Linked DNA regions of Homo sapiens: region 1 is linked to region 2. The links are chromatin contacts, found by Hi-C or POLR2A ChIA-PET in ENCODE. All regions are on one chromosome and are shown on one strand. The core of a region is the stretch at or near the end of the contact, and the rest is flanking DNA. Distances in the headings are between cores, read along the strand shown. Region 1 has its middle 41 kb from the start of NOL4L-DT. Region 2 holds the start of NOL4L (nucleolar protein 4 like).

Region 1 (5,585 bases), core at 1,048-3,547, 43 kb after region 2:
TCGGCCAGGTGCAGTCAAGTATTTTGGGAGGTCGAGGTGGGAGGATCGCTTGAGTCCGGGAGTTCGAGACCAGCCTGAGCAACATGGCAAAACCCCATTTCAAAAAAAAATACAAAAATTAGCCAGGTGTGGTGGCGCACACCTGTAGTCCCAGCTATCTGAGAGGCTGAGGCGGGAGGATCACTTGAGCCCAGAAAGTTGAGGTTGCAGTGAGCCGAGATCGTGCCACTGCACTGCAGCCTAAGTGACAGAGGAAGACTGTCTCAAAAACAACCCTGTCCTCCATGGGTGGCCCTCGAAGCCCCAGGAACCCAGTCCTCCCCAGTGGACCGCTCCACCCTCAGTCTCCCTGTCCCTTTCTGTCCCTCCCTGTGCTCCAGGACTCTGGCTCCCCTTTGGTTCCTCAAGCAAGACCACCTTCTAGAACGCCCTTCTTCTGACCTTTCCAGGACGACCCCCAGGACAGGCCCCTATCACTCTGTATAAACAGGGTCTCACCCCCACAGCGCGGGTTCCGCCTCAGTCCTGTGTCTCCTACCTCATTCTCACCCAGCCCACGCCCAGACGCACTTGTGGGATCAGGGGATTAACACCCACCTTCTCAGTAGGCTGCGAGCTTCCCACTTCCCAGCATGCCTGTGGTGACTAGCGCCCACCCGGAGCGCCCCAGGAGACCAGAGCCAAAAGGGACCTTGGTGAGCATCGAGGTCCGCCCCCACGTGTTGTAACAACAATAATAAAAAATAATATTTCCAACAACAACAGCAGCAGCTAACACTGCCCACGTGCCAGGCGTTTCGCCTTCCGTGCAGTTTCCTCGAATCCACGCAACAACCCCATACAGAGAGCTCCAGTTCCATCCCCATCTTACAGAGGAGAAAACTGAAGCTGGGCAAGGCTGGCCAGGCCCCTGGGTTGCAGGCCCTGCACTCTTCGGTCACCACTAGGCTGTGCTGCCAGATGACCATGGTGGCAACACTGGACGGGGTTGGGGCTCCACAGACTTGAGCTCTGTGATCCCAAACAAGTCCTAGACCTTTCTGGCCTCAGTCTCCCCATCTGGAAAATGGAGCTAACCACAGTCTCTTCATCAGACTGAATGTTCACAGGAGGGAGGGACTGTCAGGGCTTCCAAGTACAGAGAGAGGGGACGGGTACCATGAGGGCAGGATTATGGGGGTCCCCAGGGCCTCCCCCACAGGTAAAGCCCCACCCAAAGCCAGTTCTGCCCAAGGCCTGCTCCAAGAGGACCCCTGCAAGGCAGGGTGAGTGGAGTCCTCCCTGGGGAGTGCCCAGTGCCCACACACTCCCTTCTAGAGAAAGAAGACAGCACTGTGCACAATGAGACCAGGGGACCCGGGGTGTGTGGGGGCCACCAGGTGGGGCACAGCACACCCTCCACTGAACCCTGAGCCATGGGGACCCTGAGCGCTCCCAGCCCTCCTGACACCTGCTTCCCCTTGCCACATGGGCCCTGGCAGTGGGAATGGGGCGTCTGCCGGAGCCTCTCCTGGGCTGTGCCAACCTCCCTATGCCCAGACAAAGCCCCCCTCCCCCGGCCTCCGGGGAAGGGGTGGGCCAGTGAGGGAGCTGACAAAGGGAGCCAGTGGGGCTGTGCCTGGGGCTCGTGCCACCCCACTCCCCGACCTGCCCACAGTGCCCACATCCCCCTCCTGCCACTTGGCCGGCTGGGGCGCCCGGCACCGTTGCTATGGCGGCAGCTCTGGGGAAGCTGCAGCTGGGTAATTATTGCGAACATCCATCCTGCCTCCAGCCCGCCCCAAGAGCCGGGCAGCGAGCAGCGGGGCCAGGGCAGCCCCTCCTCACCCGCCGGGCAGCCGCACCCTGGCCTGGCACGATGCCTGCCCGAGGTACAGTGGGGAGGACAGCCATGCAGGCTGCTGCAGCAGACAGGAGCCAGCCCAGGGGCTGGCCAGGAAACCCCCACTTTCGCCCTGGCCCCCCAGCCCTGGGCCACCCTTGGAGCTGACCGGCCGGCCCAGAACTTATTTTTTCCAGCTATAATACACACACCAAACCAGCCAGAGAACCTCCTTTGTTCAAACAGAATCCTTCCTCTGCCGTTTTGGGGGCAGTGGAAGCCAAAGCAGCCAGAATGGGCTCTGGCCTGTCACCTAGGGACGGTCCCCTCGATGAGGCGGTTCCCCTGGGGCCCCACTGTGGGCCCCGCCACCTCCTCAGCCTCAGAAGCTCGCCTTGGCCCTGGTGTCTAAATATAGCTCTGCCGGGCCAAGCCTGAGGTCTCACACTCCCAACTGCCCCGGGTGGCCGGGGGAGGAGATTCATTCAGGCCTCGAGAGAGCATTTCAGGAGCCACTTAGGGCTGAGCTCAGGGCCCCCACTGTGACGCAGGTGTGCCTCTGCCTGTGGGGCTTGCGGACCCCCTCAGGAGACACACAGATATGATTTTGAGTAGCTAACTCGATCGAGAAAACACAGACCAGGACTCCCCTCGCCCAGCCTGGAAGCAGGATGCGTCAGGGCGGGAGGGAAAGGAAGGGGTCTAGGCTGGGGAGGGGAGGCACCAAGGGGAGAGAGAGGAAGTGTGGTCTGGCGCTGGAACAGATTTGTGTGGTAGAATGTGGGGTGCGCCCCAGCAGGACATGGGCTAGGGAGCAGTGGCCGGGGGTCAGCAGGGTGCAGAGCACAGGGATGCCGTCTCTTCTCCTTTTGGCTCCACTGCCCCTCAGGGCCCTGCACAGGCTGGCACTCGGCAGGAGATACCGCTCAGATGTTATTTTCCAAAGAATCCCGAGGCCGGGCACGCTGACTCACGCCTGTAATCCCAACACTTTGGGAGGCCGAGGCGGGTGGATCGCTTGAGGTCAGTTCGAGACCAGCCTGGCCAACATGGCAAAACCCCATCTCTACTAAAATACAAAATTAGTTGGGCGTGGCAGTATGTGCCTGTAATCCCAGCTACTCGGGAGGCTGAGGCAGGAGAATCGCTTGAACACGGGAGAGTCTCCCGGTGAGCTGGGATCACACCACTACACTCCAGCCTGGGCAACAGAGCAAGACTCCATCTCAAACACACACACACACACACACACACACACACACACACACACACACACACACACACAGAGAGAATCCTGGTGGCCAGAGTGGAAGTGGAGGCAGCACAAAGGAGGGGGACAAGGTGGCGGGAGCAGCAAGGGGCCACGGGCGAGGCAAGGGTCCCCTGGAGCTGCAGGTGAGAGAGGAAAATGAAGGAGAATCCACAGGACATGGGGGATGAGAGCAAGGGAAGGATTCAGGCTGCCTGTGCCCCTCCCCAGACCTTGGTCATCGAGCCGCTGACCAGGGCCCTGCTTGGGGGACAGACACTCTAAAATAAAAGGGTAAATATCTGTTGAAAGAGAGCCCGGCCCCTGCTCACCACCAGACATTAGGGCCTCGGGGAGAAGGCCTTCTGCTCAGCTAGTGCGGGTGGAGGGAGAGCAGCCTGGTCCCTGGCACAGCCTTCTGGGTAGGGACTGTCTCAGCCTCAATGGCCTTTGGACCTCCCACTTTCAGTCCCAGCAATAAATCTTCCCAACAGCACACGGTTTTCTACCTGAAAAGCTCTTTCCATCCAGCATCCTCTGCTAGCTTCAAACAGCCCTGGCACTGGGCCAGGCAGGGAGGCACAGCCATTGCAGAGGTGAGGAAACTGAGGCTCAGAGAAGTGAGGCTCAGAGATCTGCCCAGGCATGGAAAGGGGAGGGACCATGACTAAGCACCCACTAAGTTACAGGGGCCTTTGCAAACATCACCTGGGGCTGCAGCTAGAAGGCGGAGAGTAGAACTTGAAGTCAGGAGTAGAACTTGAACTTCCGACTGATTCCCTGGTCCTGGGCTCCCCTGTCCTCCTGAGACAGAGGCTAATAGGAGCCAAGACGGGGCCATTCCTTTTAGCACCATGTTTTCTGAGAATATAAGCTGGAGAGGGTGGGGCAGGAGGTCTGAGACAAACAAAACTGCACTTTGGAATTATCCAGTCTGACTGCAACCACCTCTATCTTACAGATGGGGAAACTGAGGCTCTGGCCTGGCCCAGGCCCAAAGAACCCACTGTTTCCCAGATCTTGGAGTAGCTGAGACTGGGTAAGTAAGTCCCACTGATCCCAGAGCTCTTTTTGGATCCAGCTGTCCACACAGCATCTGGGGTTTTAATTGGGTATTTTGGGGAAGGATTCTGAATGCAAATTTGGAAGAGAGCTCTGGGCCAGCCCTGCAGCTAATGTCAGCCATGGGAACTCACAGGCCACTGGGTTAGAGTGATGTGGATCAGGTGTGATGCAGAGGAGCATGTGAGAACCAGCACCAGCCACTGGTAGGACTCGCATTAGTGCAAGTGACCACAATGGTGGGTGCCAGGCACCATAAGGGAGAAGATGGTGGTGGGGCCTTCAAAGAGTGCCTGGAGCGTGGCGAAGCTTCCGGGCGGCGTGGCGAGGCTTCCGGACGTCGCACTACGACTGTTATTGTCCTTGTCCCTCTGCACCAGATCTCCATCCTGGCTGTTTTTCACAGCGTCCCCAGAAAGACTCTGTGAGGGAAGGTCTATTATTATCTCCATTTTCAGGTCGGGGGGCATTTAGATGGGAGAGAAATTTGGGGACTGGGGGAGTTCTTCCCCTTCTCCCTGAAATTGCCCCAGGCCGGGGACCCTGTCTCCCACCCACCAACAGGGCAAGCCAAGATGGTTGAAAAGTTCTCCTTGGCCCAGCTTTAAAAGCCAACCCAACAGAGTGATTGGAAGTCCAAGAGTAAGGAGAGCTTAGTTTGGACTTCCCAGAAGGCAAGTTTTTATATAATACCGATCACAAATTTGGTACCCGTCCTCTTCAGTAGTGCCAGGGGTTCAGCTGGGTACCTATCTTGGAGAAACTGCTGGAGTGCACAGTGAGGCCTGTTCAGGGCTGTGTGTGGGAGTGAAATAATGGAAATGTCCATTTATAGGCCAGAGGGCAAATAAAGGATGGACCAGCTCACACACAGAACACTGCACAGCACGGAGGAGGAGGCAGGTCTGTATGCACTGACTCAGAAATGTCCATGACACGTTGTTCAGTGAAAAAGAAGGCATTGGCCGGGCGCGGTGGCTCACGCCTGTAATCCCAGCACTTTGGGAGGCCGAGACGGGCAGATCACTTGAGCCCAGGAGTTTGAGGCCAGCCTGGACAACACGGTGAGACCCCCCATCTCTACAAAAAAAAAAAAATACAAAAATTAGCCAGGCCTGGTGGTGTGTGCCTGTAGTCCCAGCTACCTGGAGGCTGTGGTAAAAAGATTACTTGGGCCTGGGAAAGCAAGGGTGCAGTGAGCCGAGATCACACCACTGCACTCCAGCCTGGGGAACAGAGTGAGACCCTGTTTGAAAAAAAGAAAAGAGGAAAGGAAGGAAGGAAGGGAGGAAGGAAGGGAGGAAGGGAGGGAGGGGAAAAAAAAATAGCCCGGGTGCGGTGGCTCACACCTGTAATCCCAGCACTTTGGGAGGCCAAGGCAGAAGGATCATTTGAGCTCAGGAGTTCATGACCAGCCTGGCCAACATGGTGAAACCCCGCCTCTACTAAAAA
Region 2 (5,780 bases), core at 101-2,600:
CCTCCCCGGGCCAGCCCCGGGTGGGGTCGGGGCGACAGTGCCCGGGCGGGCCCCCTCCCCTGGCGCTGGGAGGCCCGGCGGACTCCCCGTCCCGCGGCTGCCCCTGCCTCCCTCCCCCCCCCCCACCCCGCGGCACCACCCTCCGCGCGCGCACACACACACACACACACACACACACACACACACACCGCCCAGCCGGCCCGGGGGCGGGAGCGCGAGGCGCCCGGGACAGGCAGCCCCGGGGCGGGCGGGGGGAGGCTCGGGCTCCAGAGCAGCCGCCTGCTGGCGGGGGGAGGGGACAAGAGGACGGAACATGCTGGGGTGAGCAGCCCGGGACAGCCTGCCCGGCACGGCCACGGCCCGGGCAGCGGCGCGGAGGGGGGCAGGGACGCCCCGAACCCGGAGCGCTGCCCAGGCGAGCCGGGAAGGGCCGGTGAGCAGGGACGCGTGCGCCTCCGGCGGGCCCGACACACGGACAACCTCAGGGACACACGTTCGGACACACATCCACACCCCCACCCCGCCCCCGCCCGCCTGCCCCAAGCCCCGCGGCGGGACCCGCCCGCGGCCGCCGCGCGCGCACTCACCGAGCCCGTCTTGACCGGCACATACACCACTTGGCCCATCTTGGGTTCCCGGCCGCTGCCCAGGCGGAAGCCCTTGGAGCGCACCCAGAACTGGAACTTGCCTTTCTCGCCGGCTGCGGGGCCGCTGCCCGCGCCAGTCCCGCCGCCGCCCTGCAGGACCTCGGCGATCCGCTGGTATTTGCTGCGTGTCACCGTCTTGGTTTTGGCCGAGTCGCCGTAGGTGCGCAAGCACCAGTCCCGGAACTGGCGGCCCAGCTCCGAGTCCCCGGGGCTGCGCTCGCGCTCCCAGCCCCCGCGCAGCAGCAGCGTCGGCTTCGGCATCCTCCCGCCGCGCCCGGCGCCCTCGGGGGCGGGCCGGCCGCCGGGCCGCCCGGTGCCGGGACTGGGCTGGGCTGGGCTGGACCGGGCCGGGACGCGCCGCGGCCGCGTCTGTCCCGCGGTGTGGCTCCGGCGAGGCTGCTGGATGGGCGCGGGCGGCGGCCGGACGCGCGGGGCTGCGGCGCGCTCTGTCCTGCTCGGGCGGCGGCGGCGGCGTTGGCGGCGGCGGCTCCGGCTCGCCTCCTGCTCCGCCTCCTCCTCCCCCCGGCCGGGATGCAGGAGCGATGGAGGCAGCTCCGGGCCCGGAGGTGCAGAGGGGGCGGGCCGCCCCGCGGGCGGCCGGGGGAGGCGGGAGGCGGGGAGCGGCCCCGAGCGCTGGGAGCGAGACCGAGCCTGGGCGCGGGCGGCAGCAGTGGCTGTCAGCTTGCGCGGCTCATCCTGCTCTTGCTCAGGCTCCCGCTGCCGCGGCTCTTCCTCCTCCTCCTCCTCCTCCTCCCGCGCCCGCCTCCACCACGCCGCGGGATCCCACCTGTTAGAGCGGCGCAGCCTTCGCCGCCGCCCGCCCCCCCCTTCCTCCTGCGCCCGCCCGCCGGGCCCAGCCCCCGCCCGGCCCGGCCCCTGGGGGCGCGGGGGCAGCCGCGCCCGCAGCCGCCGGGAGGGCAGGAACCACAGGCGCGCAGTGCCCAGCCCAGGAACCGCGTTCCGTCTGGCCGGGCCGGGCCCGGAGCTTCGCAGGCCCCGCTCCTCCCGGACGCGGCGGTCCCGCGGGGAGTAGGGCGCAGACCCCAGCCCAGACGCCGACCTCCCGGCCGCCCCGCCCCACTTAGCCAGGCCGGGAAGGTGTAGGGCAGGCTCCCCCTCCCTCGCTCCCGCAAGTGACTTGACCTCTCCCGTGAGCCGAAGCCAGAAGAGCAGTGTTCCCCTGGGGGAACCCCACATCGCCGCCCTTCGGGGCCCCCAAACTTCCTCTCCTTTTGCCTCACCCTGAATTCCCCGAAGTTTGGCCAGCTTTGCCTCTGCTTGCCTGCCCCACTGCTCTGGGACAGGCCCAGGCCCCCTGGGAAGTCGCCTGTGGCCTCAGCCCAATCCCACCTCCGCTTCAGAAAACTCTCAACACATCCACAAACTCATCCTGAGACACCCTGCCTTCCTGAGTGCGCCTTGACCTAGAATCTCTTGCTGAGTAAACTCAGGTAGCCCCACCGCCCCCCTCCTACCTGGGCAGATCTGACCTTGGGTAGAGCTAGCTGGTCCCCTCCCCCTTAATGAAATTACCAACATAAATAAAGGCACAGGCCAATTCCCCAGGATTTCTGTGCCCCTACCCCCCACTTCCTTAACAGGTCATGAGGAATTGCTGCACTTCTCTCCCAGCTGTCCCCGGGGGTCCACCCCATGTCCCCATGACACTCCTGCAGGCAAGTCACCATCCAAGTCCTGAGGCCCAGACTTTGTCTAGTGCAGGACCGTTTCCTGCGTAGGAACTACTGTCTACTCCCATCCCAAAGTCCCCCACCCCAGGACCTACTACGTGCCATGTCCTGGCAACTCTGAGAGGCAGAGGGAATGGCTCCATTTTACAGACGAAGACCTGGGGCTTGGAGAGGTGGCCTGACCTGCTCAAGGTCATGCAGGAAGGAGGGGTGGGTTTCAGCTCATGTGCATCTGGCTGCTGCTGCCATATCACACACAAACTCTTCCCCTTTCACCGCGCTCGGAGAGAGCCCCACGCTGTGTATACCTGGCTCACTTCCCCCAGTAGACAGGGAGCTCCAGATGCTCAGGGCCATATCTGACCCATCCTCATATGCACAGGCCCTAGCACAACACCTGGCACACAGTAGGTGCCAGTAAATGCTGAAAGAACCCTAGAGGTCTCCCAAGCCCCAACCTCTCTCTGCATTTCACATGGGAGATTATTTTTAGATAATTTACATTTCATGTTACTTTATATACACCAACAACTCCACAGTCATTTTTCCTCTTTATCTTCTCAAGAGCTCTTTTTGGATCTATGCTGGTATGCATGCCCGTTTTTAAGAGGTGACCACTCAGAGCGGGGAAGGCACTACCCAAAGGCCAGCCCCAGGGGCGCAGGGGCTTCTGTGATTAAGAAGCTCAGACCCTGACTTTTTCCATGTGTCCCTTGACGGTTATCCTTCCAGCACACTCTTCCTGAGAGCAGAGATGCTCTAGCCTGGCAATGGTAATGATAACTGTGGCAAATATGCCCTGTGCCTGGGTGGTGGGGTCCTTGTGTGAGCCCTGGTCTCTCTGTCCAGTTCCAGGACCCACTTCAATAACCACTAAGCCGGACCACCTCTCCACCCAGGCTGGGTCTTTGCCTGCCTTTCAGAAGCTAAAAACCTGGTTGTCAATCTTGGGCTGAGTTCTGGCACAGCAGAATGTATAGTATAATGAAAAGAACATGGGCTTCGGGTGGAGTCAGATTTGGAAGTGAATCCTGATGATTATTTGGCGTGGCATTCTTCATGCTCACAGGTCCCACTTGGCTACTTCACAATGGAATGAAGCCATCATTCCACCCTTTGCTGGGTAACCTCAGGCAGGTCACTGAGCCCCTACTTCATCATCTGTATAGCGGGACAGGATGTCACAGATGTAGAGATTCAACAGGATGAGAGTGCCTGAGCTGTGACGGGTGCCCAGTAAGTGCCATTTTCTCCCTCATGGGGCCTCGAAGTATTCAAGGAGGAAGACAGGCATTGTTGGCACTTTTTGTGCTTCATTCATTCAACAAACATTTGTTTAGCAGCCATTGTGCAGCAGGGGCTTGGGATATGGTCATGGGATCCCCAAGGTCCCTGCCCTACGGGAGTGCACCAATGGGTATGGAAGATGGCTATTGAACAAACCAGCTATTGATCACAACAGCCCGGGGAATGGGCCACGAAGGAAAGAGAGAGCTGTGATAGCAAATAATGCAAAGAAGGGGCTGCTTTTCTTAGGGGGATCAGGGAAGGCCCCTCTAAGGAGGTAGCATCTGAGCAGTGACTTAAATGACAGGTGCCAAGGCATGCTGTTCCTGCATTCCAGGATGAGGGAAGAGCAAGGGCAAAAGCCCCAAGGTGGAAGGAGATTGGCATTTTCTAGAAGCTGGAAGGTGTCCAGTGTGGTGAGACTGAAGTGAGGGAGGAGGGGTTGGAGGGCAGGAGTCTTGAAGACCCTGGGAAATACTTTGGATGGCATTCCAGCTGCTATGGGAGCTACTGGCGAGTTTTAAACGAGCAGGACTGTGGGGTAGAGAAGAAGTGAGGAGAGGAGGGCAGCTGCAGGGGTCCAGAGGTCTGTGGTCTTGGAGGTCAGAGGCCTGGAGGTGTCCCTACTGTGTGACAGCTCACTGCACCAGGCACGTCCCAGCCTCTTGCCCCAAGGGCTCCTGGGAGAGTGGAACAGCCAAGGAGTGAGAACAGCCTACTGCGGCCCATCCCCACTTTTGCAGAAACAGACCCTGGGTCTTCAGCCTATCCGTGTCACTGGGGTCCTTTAGGAGGGGCATGCTGGGTGGGGTGTGGGGTAAGTCTCCCACAATGCCCAACTCCTGGGGGGATGCAATCACGGTCCCAGGGGGCAGCTGCTCTTTTTTGATTTCCATTCCAGACACCTGCCAAAGGAAAAAGTAGGCTGCCCCATGAATCAAAGGCCAGGAGATCCTCTGCATTTTTAAAAATTTTGAGACAGGGTCTCGCTCTGTCTCCCAGGCTGAGTGCTGTGGTGCAATTGCTGCTCACTGGAGTCTCTACCTCCCAGGCTCAAGTGATCCTCCCACCTCAGCCTCCTCAGTAGCTGGGACCACAGGCATGCACCACCACACGCAGCTATTTTTTTTTTAATTATTTTTTGTAGAGACAGAGTCTCTCTTTGTTGCCCAGGCTGGACTCAAGTGATTCTCCCGCCTTGGGCTCCCAAAGTGCTGGGATTACAGGCATGAGCCACTATGCCCGGCCTCTGGATTTTTTTTTTTTTTTCCACACTTCGTCCAGGTGTCCAAGGGAGACTGGAGTTGAAGCACAGGGAGTCCAAGCCCCCAGGGCTCACGTCCTCTCTGAATACAGATAGTAACGTAATCACTCCTGGGCTCAAGTGATTCTCCCGCCTTGGACTCCCAAAGTGCTGGGATTACAGGCATGAGCCACCATGCCCGGCCTCTGGATTTTTTTTTTTTTCCACACTTCGTCCAGGTGTCCAAGGGAGACTGGAGTTGAAGCACAGGGAGTCCAAGCCCCCAGGGCTCACGTCCACTCTGAATACAGATAGTAATGTAATGGGTCACAAGAGCTTGGTGATGAAGGGTTCTCAGAGTATACAGTCCAAACCCTGCCTCTGATAGATGGGTAAACTGAGTCCCACAGGAGCAAAGAGGCTCAGGGCCGCAGGACAGAACCAGGTACCTGGCCTTTGCCTGATTTGGCCCAGATCACCTGCCTTTCACTGAGCTCTGACCCTGGGCCCAGATGAGCGGGGATGCCTGCAACTTGACAGTGAGGTGGCCCTGACTGTGCCACAGGAAGTTCCAGGCCTGGGGTGGGGCAGAGTGACTCAGGCTCCCACAGAGGCCTGTCCACGCAAGGGCCAGGAAGAGCAGAGAGGCCCCAGAGCCTTGGGGAGAGGTAGTTACCACCACTGGGTGCTGGTGCCCCTTCTATCAAGGGCTTGTGCCACCACCTGCCATCCCCCTATTCTATAGCATCCCCCTGCAGTCTGCCAGCCATGCTGAGCCGCTGCTGTACGCCCACCTCTCTAGAAAGGCCTCCTGACCTCTCAGGTTGGGTCAGGGGCTTTCTCTGGTCACTCATAGAGCCTTGGGCTTTCCCCCTCCCAGCTCTGACCACAGCATTTCACGATGGCCTCATT

The links. Hi-C counts contacts between places; a loop is a spot of excess contacts on that map. ChIA-PET counts read pairs that join two places held with the same protein, here RNA polymerase II (POLR2A). Pooled maps may share reads with other maps.
Region 1: a loop to region 2 is called in a map of B cell, with 2.5 times the contacts of the local background. The contact joins the enhancer-like site here to the promoter of NOL4L in region 2. A Hi-C loop is called at or near these places in 7 of 168 maps with a recorded cell type or tissue (B cell, CD4-positive, alpha-beta T cell, K562 and 4 more), 6 of 37 single-sample maps with no recorded cell type and 11 of 50 pooled maps. POLR2A ChIA-PET finds 5 or more read pairs at or near these places in 5 of 52 experiments (A673, GM10248, K562 and 2 more).

The regions. Positions count from the first base shown.
Region 1 is chr20:32,625,579-32,631,163 of GRCh38, forward strand. No RefSeq gene overlaps it. Among named protein-coding and RNA genes, the nearest start is that of NOL4L-DT, 41 kb to the left of the region's middle. RefSeq lists a silencer at 1,745-1,814. Within about 2 kb of position 2,298, at least 6 of the 41 ENCODE cell types and tissues checked have a DNase peak (open chromatin) inside an H3K27ac peak, as active enhancers do; they include B cell, where a contact is called at or near this core.
Region 2 is chr20:32,583,983-32,589,762 of GRCh38, forward strand. It overlaps NOL4L (nucleolar protein 4 like), which reads right to left and starts at 1,351. Exons shown (of 11, transcript NM_001256798.2): 1 at 588-1,351. The coding sequence starts at 908. It overlaps NOL4L-DT (NOL4L divergent transcript), which reads left to right and starts at 3,497. Exons shown (of 3, transcript NR_034152.1): 1 at 3,497-3,574. RefSeq lists silencers at 84-293, 324-523, 864-913, 1,054-1,213, 1,274-1,323 and 2 more and an enhancer at 1,924-2,003.